2 separate regions of the Homo sapiens genome follow, and region 1 is linked to region 2. The links are chromatin contacts, found by Hi-C in ENCODE. All regions are on one chromosome and are shown on one strand. The core of a region is the stretch at or near the end of the contact, and the rest is flanking DNA. Distances in the headings are between cores, read along the strand shown. Region 1 holds the start of GGTLC1 (gamma-glutamyltransferase light chain 1). Region 2 has its middle 36 kb from the start of LINC01721.

Region 1 (6,810 bases), core at 4,281-6,780, 180 kb after region 2:
GCAGGGACCGCTGTTGCTTTGGCAGAGAGAGATGATCCCCACTGGGGAGAGGCTGTTCTGACTCTACAGGTGGGACAGGGACAGATGGCCACCAGGGTGACCCAGCTGATCTTCCTTTGCTATGCTAAGCCCTGGGACATGGAGGATTCCCGCCACACACAGCCTGGGCCCGGGTTCTTACCTGTGGCCACCGCTCTGGCATGAGCCCCTCAGTCTTGGGTGGTTTCTGCCTGGTCCGGGATTTGGTGTTGCTGCTGAGTCCAGCCTTTCCACCACCTCCACATGGGCCGTGGGTGTTGTCAGCTGCCTCCCGCCTTGGCTTCAGTAGCTCACCCAGCTTACAGGGGAGCTGCCCTGGGCTGGAGATGGGCACGCACCCTGGGTCCTACTTGAATGAATGCAGCTTGAGGAGACCCGGCCATATCCACTGGGCCACAGGTTACCCTCGGCAATGCCCACATCAGCCGTCAGCCTGAGCCTCCCCAGGAGAGCAAGGCTCACACGACAAAGGCTGCCCATAGCCAATGAGGTGGCTGAGCTTTCTCGGACCTTTCTCGGACTCCCAGGATGTGGCTCTGCTTGTGAGCTGCCTGGTCAGCTCTCTCGGGGTGAGAGGGGCTTGTCACATGGGCCCCTGCCTGCAGTGTGACCCTTCTCAGCTTCTCTCAGCAGCCCTGCCTGCAGAGTGTCACCGCCACCATGATAATTTCCCTGACACTGCGAGGGTGGGGGGACGTCCTGGGTAGAGACCGGGCCCGTGGCAGCAGCAGGCTCAGGGGCGCCCTGCACTGGTGGGCTGGGAACCTGATGGAGACCATGCCAAGGGCTGGACAAGGGGACGAGCCTCCACCCTGGCCTCTCCGCAGGCCTCAGCAGCCCCTCCCACAGGCAGAAGGGTTGACACTGGGTTCTGCCCTCACTGCAAGAGCTGCAAGTGCCACGTGGTGTCCTGCCCAATCTGGTGTCTGCAGGTGAGGAAAGGGCTGCCGCTGGCCTGTTTCTGAGTGTTCAGCACCTAAGGGTGACAGCACTGTCTGTCCCTACCCTCCGGGTCCTGTTTGAAAATCAAACCCATGCTCACAGGCCGATTTTTTTTCTTTTAGAGACAGGGTCTCAGTTTGTCACCCAAGCTGGAGTGCAGTGGTGCGATTATAGCTCAATGCAGCCTCCAATTCCCGGACTCAAGGGACCTTCCTGCCTCAGCCTGCCAAGTAGCTTGGACTATAGCTGTGTGTTTTATTATTATTTTGTAGACATGGGGTCTGGCTATGTTGTCCAGGCTATTCTCAAAATTCCCGGCCTCAAGCAATCCTCCCGCCTCAGCCTCTCAAAGGTTGGGATTACAGGTGTGAGGCAAGGCACCCAGCTCAGCCACAGAGCCCTATTGCATCTCTCTTACTAGGAGCAAGAGCTGACTGCCCCCTCATCCCCATTCCAGAGTGTTGGGGCTGTGTTCAGCTGAGGCCGGGACACTGGCACGGCCCAGGGAGCGGGATCATTCACTGCTGCCCCAAATCTGAGATCATTCCACCTTGACAAGACTTCCTCATCCAATCCCTTTACTTGACAGCTGGGGAAACCAATGCGCACGGAGCACCCCCAGCTCACTTGGGGTCTCAGAGCTCATCCATGAGCAGAGGCTGAGATCCTGGGATCTTGTCCCCCAGCCTCCCTGCAAGCTTACTCCCTTTCTGCTGGAAGAGATGGGGCCGGACCTCGACCAGCAGCCCTGGCCTGGACATGACTGTGCTCATGCAGGTATTGAGGCCAAGATGCCCCGGCATCATATGTTTTTCTTTTCTTTTTTTTTTTTTTTGAGATGATGTCTCACTCTGTCACCCAAGCTGGAGTGCAGTGGCATGATATTGGCTCACTGCAACCTTTGCCTCCCAGTTAAAGTGATTCTCCTGCCTCAGCCTTCCAAGTAGCTGGGCCTACAGGCTTGTACCACCATGCCTGACTAATTTTTGTATTTTTACTAGAGACGGGGTTTCCCCATGTTGGCCAGGCTCGTGTCGAACTCCTGACCTCAGGTAATCCACCTGCCTTGGCCTCCCAAAATGCTAGGATTACAGGCATGAGCCATGGCATCACTTAAATGTAGTGAGAGGCCAGGTATGGTGACTCATGCCTGTAATCCCAGTACTTTGAGAGGACGAGGCTGTCCGATCACCTAAGGTCAGGAGTTCGAGACCAGCCTGGCCAACATGGTGAAACTGTGTCTCTACAAAAAGATAGAAAAAAATATCCCTGCATGGTGGTGAGTACCTGTAGTCCCAGTTACTCAGGAGGCTGAGGCATGAGAATCGCTTAAACCTCGGAGGCGGAGGCTGCAGTGAGCTGAGATGGCGCCACTGCACTCCAGCCTGGGTGACAGAGCAAGACTTTGTCTCTAAATAATTAAATAAATAAATATGGCCGAGCATGGTGCCTTAGACCTGTAGTCCCAACACTTTGCGAGGCTGAGGCAGGTGGCTCATGAGGTCAGGAGCCCGAGACCAGCCTGGCCAAGATGGTGAAACACTGTCTCTACTAAAAATACAAAAATTAGCCAGCTGTGGTGGCAGGCACCTGTAATCCCAGCTACTTGGGACACTGAGGCAGGAGAATCGCTTGAAACTGGAAGTCAGAGGTTGCAGGGAGCCGAGATTGCACCACTGCAGTCTAGCCTGGGCGATGGAGCAAGACTCCATCTCAAATAAATAAATTAATAAATACAGAGCAAGATTCCATCTTAAATAAATAAATAAACATACACCTGTAATCCTAGCACTTCGGGAGGCTAAGACAGGTCGATCACCTGAGGTCAGGAGTTCGAGACCAGCCTGACCAATATGGCAAAACTCCATCTCTACTAAAATTACAAAAATTAGCCGGGCGTTTTGACATGTGCCTGTAGTCCCAGCTACTTGGGAGGCTGAGACAGGAGAATTGCTTGAACCCAGGAGGTGGAGGTTGCAGTGAGCCGAGATCTCGGCTGCACTTCAGCCTGGGTGACAGAGTGAGACTCTGTCTCAAAAGGAATAAATAAAATACAAAATAAAAAAAAAATGTAGTAAGATTGCAGAGTCGTGCCGCGGAAGCGTGCTGGTCCTATCCATGTAGTGAAGGCTGATTTCATACACAAATGTCACAAGAACTTTTTTTTCTTTTTCTTTTTTTTTGAGACGGAGTCTCGCTCTGCCACCCAGGCTGGAGTGCAGTGGCACAATCTCAGCTCACTGCAAGCTCTGCCTCCCGGGTTTATGCCGTTCTCCTGCCTCAGCCTCCCGAGTAGCTGGGACTACAGGCCTGTGCAGCAGATGCTGGGGGGCCACTAGGCCCAGGCAGTCTTGGGACTTGTGTCTCTCCTGCTGTGCATCCATACTGGGTGCTTTAGAAATGGCAGGCAGACCAGAAGCCCCTGTTGCAAGTGAGGACAAAGTGTGGGAAGGCCATGAGGGTCTGCAGTCCTAGATGGCCTTGTCCTCAACCTGCAGTGCACTCTTGATGCGCTGGAATGCCACCTCCTTCTCCCGGTCCAGGTCTTCAGCAGTGACCCGGTACCCCAGCTCTAAGGGAGGAGGCAGCATCAAAGGCTCCCCTCGCCTGCGTGGCAGCAGGGGAAACTTGTGTCTACAGGGCCTAGAGGCCTGGGATCTGGGGAAGCCACCCCTGGGGGCGAGTGTCTGCCCTGGTGCTGTATCTGCCGTCTTTTCACAATGGGTGTGACCCGAAGAGACAGCCTGAGGTCCGTCCTCACTCACTGTGTTTGAGGAACTGAGGGTCAGCTGGCAGTGGGATGAGGCTGGCCCCCTCCTCCGCTTTCGTTCCGGGAGGCCTCCCGTAGAGCTGTAGGAGCTGGAGATGGCCTTTCGTTTGGGGCACGAGCTGGTCCGGGAGGTCTGGGATCTCTGGTTCTGACCTCTGGGCACCTGCTGCAGCTGTGGCTGAGGCCCAGAAATGTGAAGGGCCTCTATCCACTCTAGTAGTGACCCCAACGTGGGGTTCAATGTGGAGGGGGGAGGGGCTGCTGCGGCTGCAGGAGCAGAAGTGCCAGGGCTTGTTCTTCTCATGCCCGCATCCATGCTTGCAGCTGGGAAGGGGGCAGGAATCAGCGAGGTGACCTGGGCTGAGTCCTGGGAGTGGGAAGAGGTGGCAGGAAGGGGATCTGAGGAGGAGAACAGGGGGCCTGGTGGTCTGTGCTTCTTCCCAGACATGGGAGCTGTAGAGGGGACCTCTGCAGCAGGTGCTAGGGGGGCCAGTAGGCCCAGGCAGTCTTGGGACTTGTGTCTCTCCTGCTGTGCATCCATACTGGGTGCTTTAGAAACGGCAGGCAGACCAGAAGTCCCTGTTGCAAGTGAGGACAAAGTGTGGGAAGGCCGTGAGAGTCTGCAGTCCGAGATGGCCTTGTCCTCAACCTGCAGTGCACTATTGATGCGCTGGAATGCTGCCTCCTTCTCCCGGTCCAGGTCTTCAACAGTGACCCGGTACCCCAGCTCTAAGGGAGGTGGCAGCATCAAAGGCTCCCCTCGCCTGCATGGCAGCAGGGGAAACTTGTGTATACTGGGCCTAGAGGCCTCGGATATGGAGGAGTCATTCCTGAGGGTGAGTGTCTGCCCTGGTGCTATATCTGCTGCCTTTTCACACTGGGTGTGACCCGAAGAGACAGCCTGAAGCCTGTCCTCACCCACTGTCTTTGAGGAACTGAGGGTCAGCTGGCTGTGGGATGAGGCTGGTCCCCTCCTCCGCTTTAGCCCCGGCAAGCCTCCCGTGGAGCTGCAGGAGCTGGAGATGGCATTTCGTTTGGTGCAGGAGCTCGTCCAGGAGGTCTGGGATGTCTGGTTATATCTGATTTCTCACCTCTGGGTATGGAGGTCTGTCTGCAGAGGCCCGGGCCCGGGCACAAAGGGAGAGAGAGGCCTCCATTGTCCCGCAGGGGCCGAAATGCAGACCGTGCATCCCCGGTGACCTCGGGGACCCTTCTCTGATCATCAGGATTCTCTTGGACTCTAGGGTCCTTGTCCTGCTCAGGCATCCCTGCCCCGCTCTCCTTGAGGGCCCTCAACACTGTCTTCCCTGGACACAAGTCTGGGGACAGCCGGGTGTTTTGGACACCAAAGGGGTGACTCCCGGCTCCTGGGCCCCACAGAGAGTCCTTGTGCTCAGTGGAGTGGCTGAGCTGGAGGACGCCCTGGAACTCAGAGCACACAGCACTGGCTTGCTGTGGTACCTGTGCAATCAAATTGAAAGCAGGATCCCAGGAAGGAACGCAGGGCTTGCAGGATCACGGAAAACCTTCTTAGAGTTGTCTTGACACCACTGATGTCAAGTGTCCGGGTGCTTGTAGGATGGCCTGCCACTCAGTCCACAGGCAGGAGCAACGGGGAGATCCCACAAGCAAAGTGAACTGGGGGATGGGCTGAACCGGCTCCAGGCAACTGAGCCCTACTGGCAGGTCCTAGGCCTGGGCCCGAACAGGAAGGAGGGGCACAGAGTGCCCAGGTAACCGCTCCTGGGAGCCCTGGGGAACCGTCGGTTGCTTGAACTCTCGAGAGCTGGGCTCTGCGTCCTCGTCCAGCCGCCAACTCGGCCAAAGGCGAAGCCAGCAGTTTCTTCTGCTGCCGGGCAACGCGCCTTTTAAACCTGAGGGAGTGGGCGCGTGAGCACTTAATGGCGCCGGTGACAGAGTGAGCTTAACGGATTAATAAGCGCAGCCAGGTACCCGCGCAAGGCACTTGCTGGCAATGGCGGGAGGCGGACGTGGGGGGTCATGCAATAGGTACTGGAAGGAGAGACACGGGCACAAAGGTCGCGGGAGGAACAGGTGCCCACAATGGCGGCAGATCTGCCCGTGGATCACTGAAGATTCCTGCTCTCCTGCTGAGGTGGAGATTGCAGTGAGCTGAGATCGCGCCATTGCACTCCAGCCTGGGCAACAAGTGCAAAACTCAGTCTCCAAATAAAGAAAAAGAAAAAAAAGAGGCCGGGCGTGGTGGCTTATGCCTATAATCCTAGCACTTTGGGAGGTCGGAGCGGACGGATCACGAGCTCAGGAGTTGGAGACCAGCCTGGCCAACATAGCGAAACCCCGTCTCTAGTAAAAATACAAATTTAGTCAGACATGGTGGCATGCGCCTGTAGTCCCAGCTACTCCGGCGGTTGAGACACAAGAATCACTTGAACCCGGGGGTGGGGAAGGGATTGTGATGTGCCGAGATCACGCCACTGCACTCCAGCCTGGGCAACAGAGCCAGACTCTTTTTTTTTTTTTTTTTTTTTTTGAGATGGAGTCTCCCTCTGTCGCCCAGCCTGGATTCCAGTGGCCTGATCTCGGCTCACCGCAAGCTCCGCCTACCGGGTTCACGCCATTCTCCTGCCTCAGCCTCTGGAGTTGGGACTACAGGCGCCCGCCACCACACCCGGCTAATTTTTTGTATTTTTAGTAGAGACGGGGTTTCACTGTGTTAGCCAGGATGGTCTCGATCTCCTGACGTCGTGATCCGCCCTCCCAAAGTGCTGGGATTACAGGCCTCGGCCTCCCAAAGTGCTGGGATTACAGCCGTGAGCCACCGCGCCCGGTGTTGAAACTCCCTTGAGGCATTTTCTTCGGCCTTCGGGTCCATCCTCTCTGTCTCCTCCTTGACCTCCTCATCTCCTCCTCGCCACTGCCTTGGGGACCTTGGCCAGGCTCATGGCATCCAGCAGCCACTCAATGTCAATACCTCCATGTTCATCTCTCAGCCCGCCCTTGCCCGTGAACCCATGCTTATTTATTTATTTTTTTTATACGTGCACCCATGCTCTTCAGGTCTGATGAAGTATCCAAAA
Region 2 (6,375 bases), core at 264-2,763:
GAGGGTGGCCCATGTGCTCTGGGCGTGGAGGCTGGTGTAAGCGCCTGGAGAGGTCTGGGGATGAGCCATTGGAGGGGGTCTTGATGATTGATGGGTGCTAGACAGGGCCATTCCTGCATGGTGACCTATCCATGTAGGAGTGGGCTGGAGACTTCAGAGGAGTGAGTCCATGGCAGCAGGTTAAGAAAATAGACTGAAATAGCCTTCCATCCCTACTGTCTCACAGCAAAAAGGCTCCTTCCACCCTGGGAGGCTTGCTTCCTTCTGGTGTGTTTGTGCTTGCACATGGTTGCATTTATTTCCCTTTCACTCTCAAATGCCAGGTGCAGCCTCCTGCCAGGGCTACTGCTGAGTGAGCTTGTGATGGAAAAGGTTAGAGGCTTCAGGCTGAGAAGAGCAGCCAACCTTTTCATGGAGGGCCACACTGTGGCCTCAGAGATCTTCTCTCCCAGCCTCTGCCTCCCAGGAGAATGGCTCCTTGAGGACCCCAGGCCTTGGGTCAAAAGCCAGCTATATGAAGCACATTCCTGGGAGGCCAGGCGCTGAGGCACCAGGGGCCAGGAGGAGACAGTGATGAGGCAGTGGGTACCGAAAGCACTTGGGAAGGTTGCAAAGGCAGACTGACTTGACTTTGCATTGCTGCTCTGTCCAATCACGAATGGCCAAGAGCTATCCTACTGATATTCCCTGTTTTTTTGTTTGTTTGTAAGATGATGGCATGAAGGATTAGTGGTGGAGAATCATATTTGCTCAACCAATGTGTTGATTACCATGGTTCTTCCTGCCCACCGCAGGCCAGGCCCTATGCCCTGCAGTAATCCTGCTTCCTGGGGCTTTCTAATCCCTTTATCTTTTTTTATATTTGAGGCTCTGTTGCCAGGCCTAGTAGAGGCAACCTTATACTCTCGTGATTCCAAATGGCTCTAGGCTACTGGAGAAACCCTGGAAACCACACACAACTTTCCAGGTGTTAAAGAAAAAAATATCCAATGGCATTAGTTAAAGCACAGTAAGGAAGACTTTGTTTGGGACTGCCATGGCAGGCACAGGGATAATAGCAAAGGATCTTGCAGCGAGGGAGAGAGACTGGGCTCAACTCTGAAAACAGCATAGGCAAGTGGAAATTTATAGCCAAGGACCAGGGGGAGGGGTCAGTGGATGGGCAATTACTAAGAGGCTACTTTAGGGGTACAGGGATTCTGGCTAAGCCACCTCACAGGATTCCTGCTGAAGGTAGGTCGGGGTGATAGGTCATCATGGGGGATGGTGGAGCATGGTGAGCCTGATCAGATATCACCGAGGGGGATCAGATATCAGGGGCGGGGAGTTCTCGCTAAATTGACAAAGCAGGGATTGCTAAAACAGATGTCACAAGGAAGTGTAGGAGAAGGTTCAGAAGCCCTAGGAGAAGGTTCAGAAAACTGACTAAAGTTTGGTCAAGCAGAGAATCTTTGTCATAGGTGATCATCCAAACCAAGGACTCAAATCTGTTTGATCACATCCTGCTATGATGAAACACACTCCATGTGTCTACTTAGTGCTTTATAAATGATGGCCACAAACTCCTGTACCCTGCATACCTTGTACTCAATACCTTGTGAAATATGCATTACAATAAAATATTTAAAAGGTTGAGATAAAAATAAAAGCATGTTTTATTACTTTGTTTACCCTGATGGATCAACTTGAGAACACTGCCTTGGAGTATTCTTTTGGGTGTTCTTGGCACCCAAGCCAATTGGCTGGACCTGCAGGCAGCCTCACGGAAGTGAGTGTGGGAGGCCAGAGACTGACCATGCTGCAGGCCTGGTTCAGATCTTCTCTCTGGGGCCTGAGTTTATTTGGTTTCCTTCTTTTCATTTTTTTTTTTTTTGGTTCATTTCTTTTGTTTGTTTTCCATTCTAGACAAGCTCTGAAATGAAACAATACCAGGCCAGTACTATATCCCCGGGAAATGTCAAAATGAAAAATGATCTCCTCTCAAGCTTTTCTTTTCCAGGCAAAATAAGCTCCCTTATTCTGAAACGTCCTCACTTCTCCACCCTGTGAAAAGTCACAGGGTGGAAAGTAACAGTCCAGTTTCTCATCGATGACGCTTCCTGGAAGGAACTGTGCCCTGGGTCTGCTTTGGGCCTAGACTGTGCTTAGAGAAAAAAGGCCAAGTTTATAACATGTTGCTCCTTTGTTTTCCTGCCCCACCCCTAATTCCTCCATCTCTAGCAAGCAGGAGATGAGGTGAGGAAGCCTAAAAATTAGCATTTTGTTTTCTGCTGACATGGTGGCTGATTGTGTGTTTTTTAGACACAGTTATTCAGCTGAAGTCATGGAATATTGACACATGGGGCAAGCTTCGTGCAAGAGTTTCACCTCTCTGACTGTGCCGATAAGGGTATATGTTAACACTCATTCATATCACATTTGTTTTCCTGAAACTCAAGGAAAATTAAAGTATCAGAAATCAAAACTTTCCTATGAACTGCACAGCCTATAATCTCCCAACTGGGGCAGAGGAAATTGTGAGCGCTCAAATCCAAACCAGGCAGTGCTCGCTGGGTGTCCAGGCAGGGTTGGTTCTAGAAGCATGAGCTGGTCTCGGAGGGCAACTTTGTGCAAAGTCCTTTCAACATGGGAGAAAAACTAGCACATATACAAATGCAATATTGGAAATTACTTTCTATCTTTATCCTGTCTTGTCTTTATTTGTGAAATGCTGAAAAACACAAAAAAGTAAGACAATCATAATCCCAGCCAACCCTCAGTGGGGAGCAACTTATCAGGAGTGCATTTATTTTGCTTTTCCTGAAGCCTTCAGTGTCCTGGAATCTAATATTGAAATCCTAACCCTTCATTCAACAAGGAAACGACCCTGATGAATTCCAGCAGCAGGGGGCACCAGAGCCCCAGCCGCGGGCAGGCGCACCTCAGCAGTACTGCTGAGTGGGTTCCAGGCCACCACAATAAAGAGAATCCCACAGGATTTATTTTTGTTTCTCAGTGCATATAAAAGATATGTTTACATTACATTGTAGTCTACGTGGTGTGCAATCACATTTTTCTAAAAAAACAATGTATATATCTTAATTTAAAAATACTTTATTGCTAAAAAATTGCTAACAATTATCTGGGCCTTGAGCAAGTCATAATCTTTGCTGGTGGAGGGTCTTGCCTCAGTGTTGATGGCTGCTGACTCATCAGGGTGGTGGGTGCTGAAGGTTGGGATGGCTGTGACGATTTCTTAAAAGACGACAGTGAAGTTTGCCACATCAGTTGACTCCTTTCAGAAAAGATTTCTCTGTAGCATGTGATGCTGTTTGATAACATTTCAATAGCATCTACCTACAGTAGAACTTCTTACAAAATTGAAGTTAATCCTCTCAAACCCTGCCACTGCTTTATCAGCTGAGTTTATGGAATGTCCTGAATCCTTTGTTGTCATTTCAACAATGTTCACAGCATCTTCACCAGGAATAGTTTGCATTTCAAGAAACTATTATTTGTTCATTCCTAAAATGAAACTCCTCATCTATTCAAGTTTTATCATGAGATTGTAACAATTGAGTGCATTTTCAGAGTCCATTTCTAATTCTAGTTGTCTTATTATTCCCAGCACTTCTGCAGTGACTTGCTCCACTGAAATCTTGAATCCCTCAAAGTCATCCATGAAGTTTGAAACCAACTTCTTCCAATCTCCCGTGAATATTGTTATTTCCATCTCCTCCCCTGAGTCATGAATGTTCTGAATAGCATCTAAAACGATGAATCATTTCCAGAAGGTTTTTAACTTACTTTGCCCAGATGCATCTAAAGAATCACTACCTATGGCAGCTGTAGCCTTACAAAATGTATTTCTTAAATAATAAGACTTGAAAGTTGAAGTCAGTTTTTGACTGTAAAATAGGTTGTGTTAGCAGGCAAGGAAACAGCATTAATCTCCATCTCCATCAAAGCTTTTGGGTGACCAGGGTCTCTGATCAATGGGCAGTAACAGTTTGAAAGGAATTTTATTTTTTTCTGAGCAGGAGGTCTCAAAAGTATACTTCAAATTTTTAGTAGGTGATTCTGTAAACAGATGTGCTGTCATCCAGGCTTTGCTGTTTCATTTATAAAGCATTGGTGGAGTAGAGTTAGCATCGTTCTTAAAGGCCTTAGGATTTTTCCGAATGGTAAATGAGCATTGGCTTCAACTTAAAGTCACCAGCAGCATTAGCCCCTAACAAGAGAGTCAGCCTGTTCTTTGAAGCTTTGAAGCTAGGCATTGACTTCTCCTCTCTAGCTATGAAAGCCCTAGATGATATTTTCTTGCCAGAGAAGGCTGTTTCATCTGCAATGAAAATCTATTGTTTAGTGCAGCCACCTTCGTCATTTATCTTAGCTAGATCTTCTGTATAACTTCTGCAGCTTCTATATCAGTACTTACTGCTTCATCTTGTATGTTTTGTAGGTGACTTCTTCCTTAAACCTCATGAACTTACTTCTGCTAGCTTCCAACTTTTCTTCTGTAGCTTCCTTACCTCTCTCAGCCTTCATAAAATTGAAGAGAATTAGGGTCTTGCTCAGGATTAAGCTCTGGCTTAGGGGAATGTTGTGGCTGGTTTGATTTTCTATCCAGGCTACTAAAACTTTGTCCATATCAGCAATTTGACTGTTTTTCTTTCTTATCATTTTTGTGTTCCCTGGAGTAGCACTTTCAGTTTCCTCCTAGAATTTTCCTTTGCATTTACAGTGTGGCTAATTTCTTGCAAGAGGCCTAGCTTTTGGCCGATCCCAGCTTTCAACCTGCCTTCCTTACTAAGTATAACCATTTCTAGTTTTTGATTTAAAATGAGAGATGTACAACTCTTCTTTTTACTTGAACACTTAGAGACCATTGTTGGGTGGTTCATTGGCCTGATTTTAACGTCACTGGGTCTCAGGGAATTCGTAGCCCCGAGGAGAGGGAGAGAGACGGGGAAAAGGCCAGTCAGTGAAGCAGTAAGAACACTCCCAACATTAACGATGTGAGTTTGCCGTCTCACATGGGTGTGGTTTGTGGTTCCCAACAACAATGATAAAAGTAACGTCAAATATTAATGATCACAGATTACAGTAATAGGTATAAGAATGATGAAACAGTTTGAAGTATTATGATAATTACCAAAATATGATAGAGAGATATGAAGTGAGCACCTGCTGCTGGTAAATGGTGTGGATATACTTGGATATACTTGTACTTGGTTGATGTGGCGCTGCCACAAGCCTTCAATTTGTAAAAAACAAACAAAAAAGGCAATGTCAGTGAAGCTCAAGAAAGTGAAGCCCAGTAAAACGAGCTGTACCTGTATCTAAAGGAGTCCAGTGAGCACTGGCCTTAGCTGCGTCCCCTCAGCCCTGGAGGGTGATTAAGGATAAGACTGCTCACACTTGTCTTCCGTGGCTCAGAAGTAGGTTGGACCCAGAGGCCTCCTTAAGCTCTGTCCAGGTTGCAGAGTCTCTGAAAACACCTAAATACAAATGGTAATGAAAATGCACTGTTAATGCGGTTGCCCATCATATCCTCCAATTTTCACTGCATCTCTGTGCAGAGGCCAAGAAACAAACAGTCTTGCAGAAGGAAAAACCCAATGCTGGACAAGATCACCAGGTGAGTCTTTTGTACACACACACTCATAAACACATAGGAATGCACAAACTCTCTCATTAGGCTCAGTCCTTTCCACTCATGATCAGACATTCTAACCTACTACTTGCTACGTAACCAGCAATTTTATTTCCCTTCTATAAGATTCAATTGCCTTTTTAGAAAGTTGAAAAAAAAAAAAAAAGCCAGAGAACTTCAACCTTTCATTTCAAGCAGTGGAAGCTCTTTCTTCAGAACAATATATCCTGCCAGAAGGTCCAATATTTAAAACTGATGCAAATGGAGTGGCATTTCTTGCAGACATATTGGCTACTCTAATGCCCTCTCCTCCATCGCAAACAGCCTATACTCCCTGTTCCTTGACCCTGCCCTAGAGGCAAATTTTTTGAGGAGGGCTTGAATACCACTGAACTGTATTATTCCAAATGCCTTTCCACTGTCTTCTGTTCAATAAAGCCATCCCTCATGCAGCCCCTTCATCCATGACACAGCTGGGACTTTGTACAGAGGGCAAAGCAATGTTATCATCCACTTAATTTAGAGTACAGGCATCTGTATTCCTCAGGCCACCTGCAGGCCATTTACTTGATAAGTGGCTAGAGGTGACCACATCAGCCACAGATCAGTGGCTCTTGCATGCCACACTTGATTCTTTCCATTCCTCTCTTGTACATTCATGCTCCTGGACTTCAAGAACAGTCCCAGTGCTCAGAGTCTCACCACATTATCTTCCCTGGTTAACGGTCCTGCCCACATAA

The links. Hi-C counts contacts between places; a loop is a spot of excess contacts on that map. Pooled maps may share reads with other maps.
Region 1: a loop to region 2 is called in a pooled map, with 2.7 times the contacts of the local background. The contact joins the promoter of GGTLC1 here to the enhancer-like site in region 2. A Hi-C loop is called at or near these places in 3 of 168 maps with a recorded cell type or tissue (Caco-2, endothelial cell of umbilical vein and mammary epithelial cell), 1 of 37 single-sample maps with no recorded cell type and 9 of 50 pooled maps.

Annotation. Positions count from the first base shown.
Region 1 is chr20:23,987,499-23,994,308 of GRCh38, reverse strand. It overlaps GGTLC1 (gamma-glutamyltransferase light chain 1), which reads left to right and starts at 5,530. Exons shown (of 6, transcript NM_178311.3): 1 at 5,530-5,700. It overlaps LOC107985438 (a long non-coding RNA gene), which reads right to left and starts at 201. Exons shown (of 3, transcript XR_001754556.3): 1 at 182-201; 2 at 1-63. It also overlaps the pseudogene POM121L3P. RefSeq lists an enhancer at 1-561.
Region 2 is chr20:24,161,074-24,167,448 of GRCh38, reverse strand. No RefSeq gene overlaps it. Among named protein-coding and RNA genes, the nearest start is that of LINC01721, 36 kb to the left of the region's middle. RefSeq lists an enhancer at 2,722-3,016. Within about 2 kb of position 1,513, at least 2 of the 41 ENCODE cell types and tissues checked have a DNase peak (open chromatin) inside an H3K27ac peak, as active enhancers do.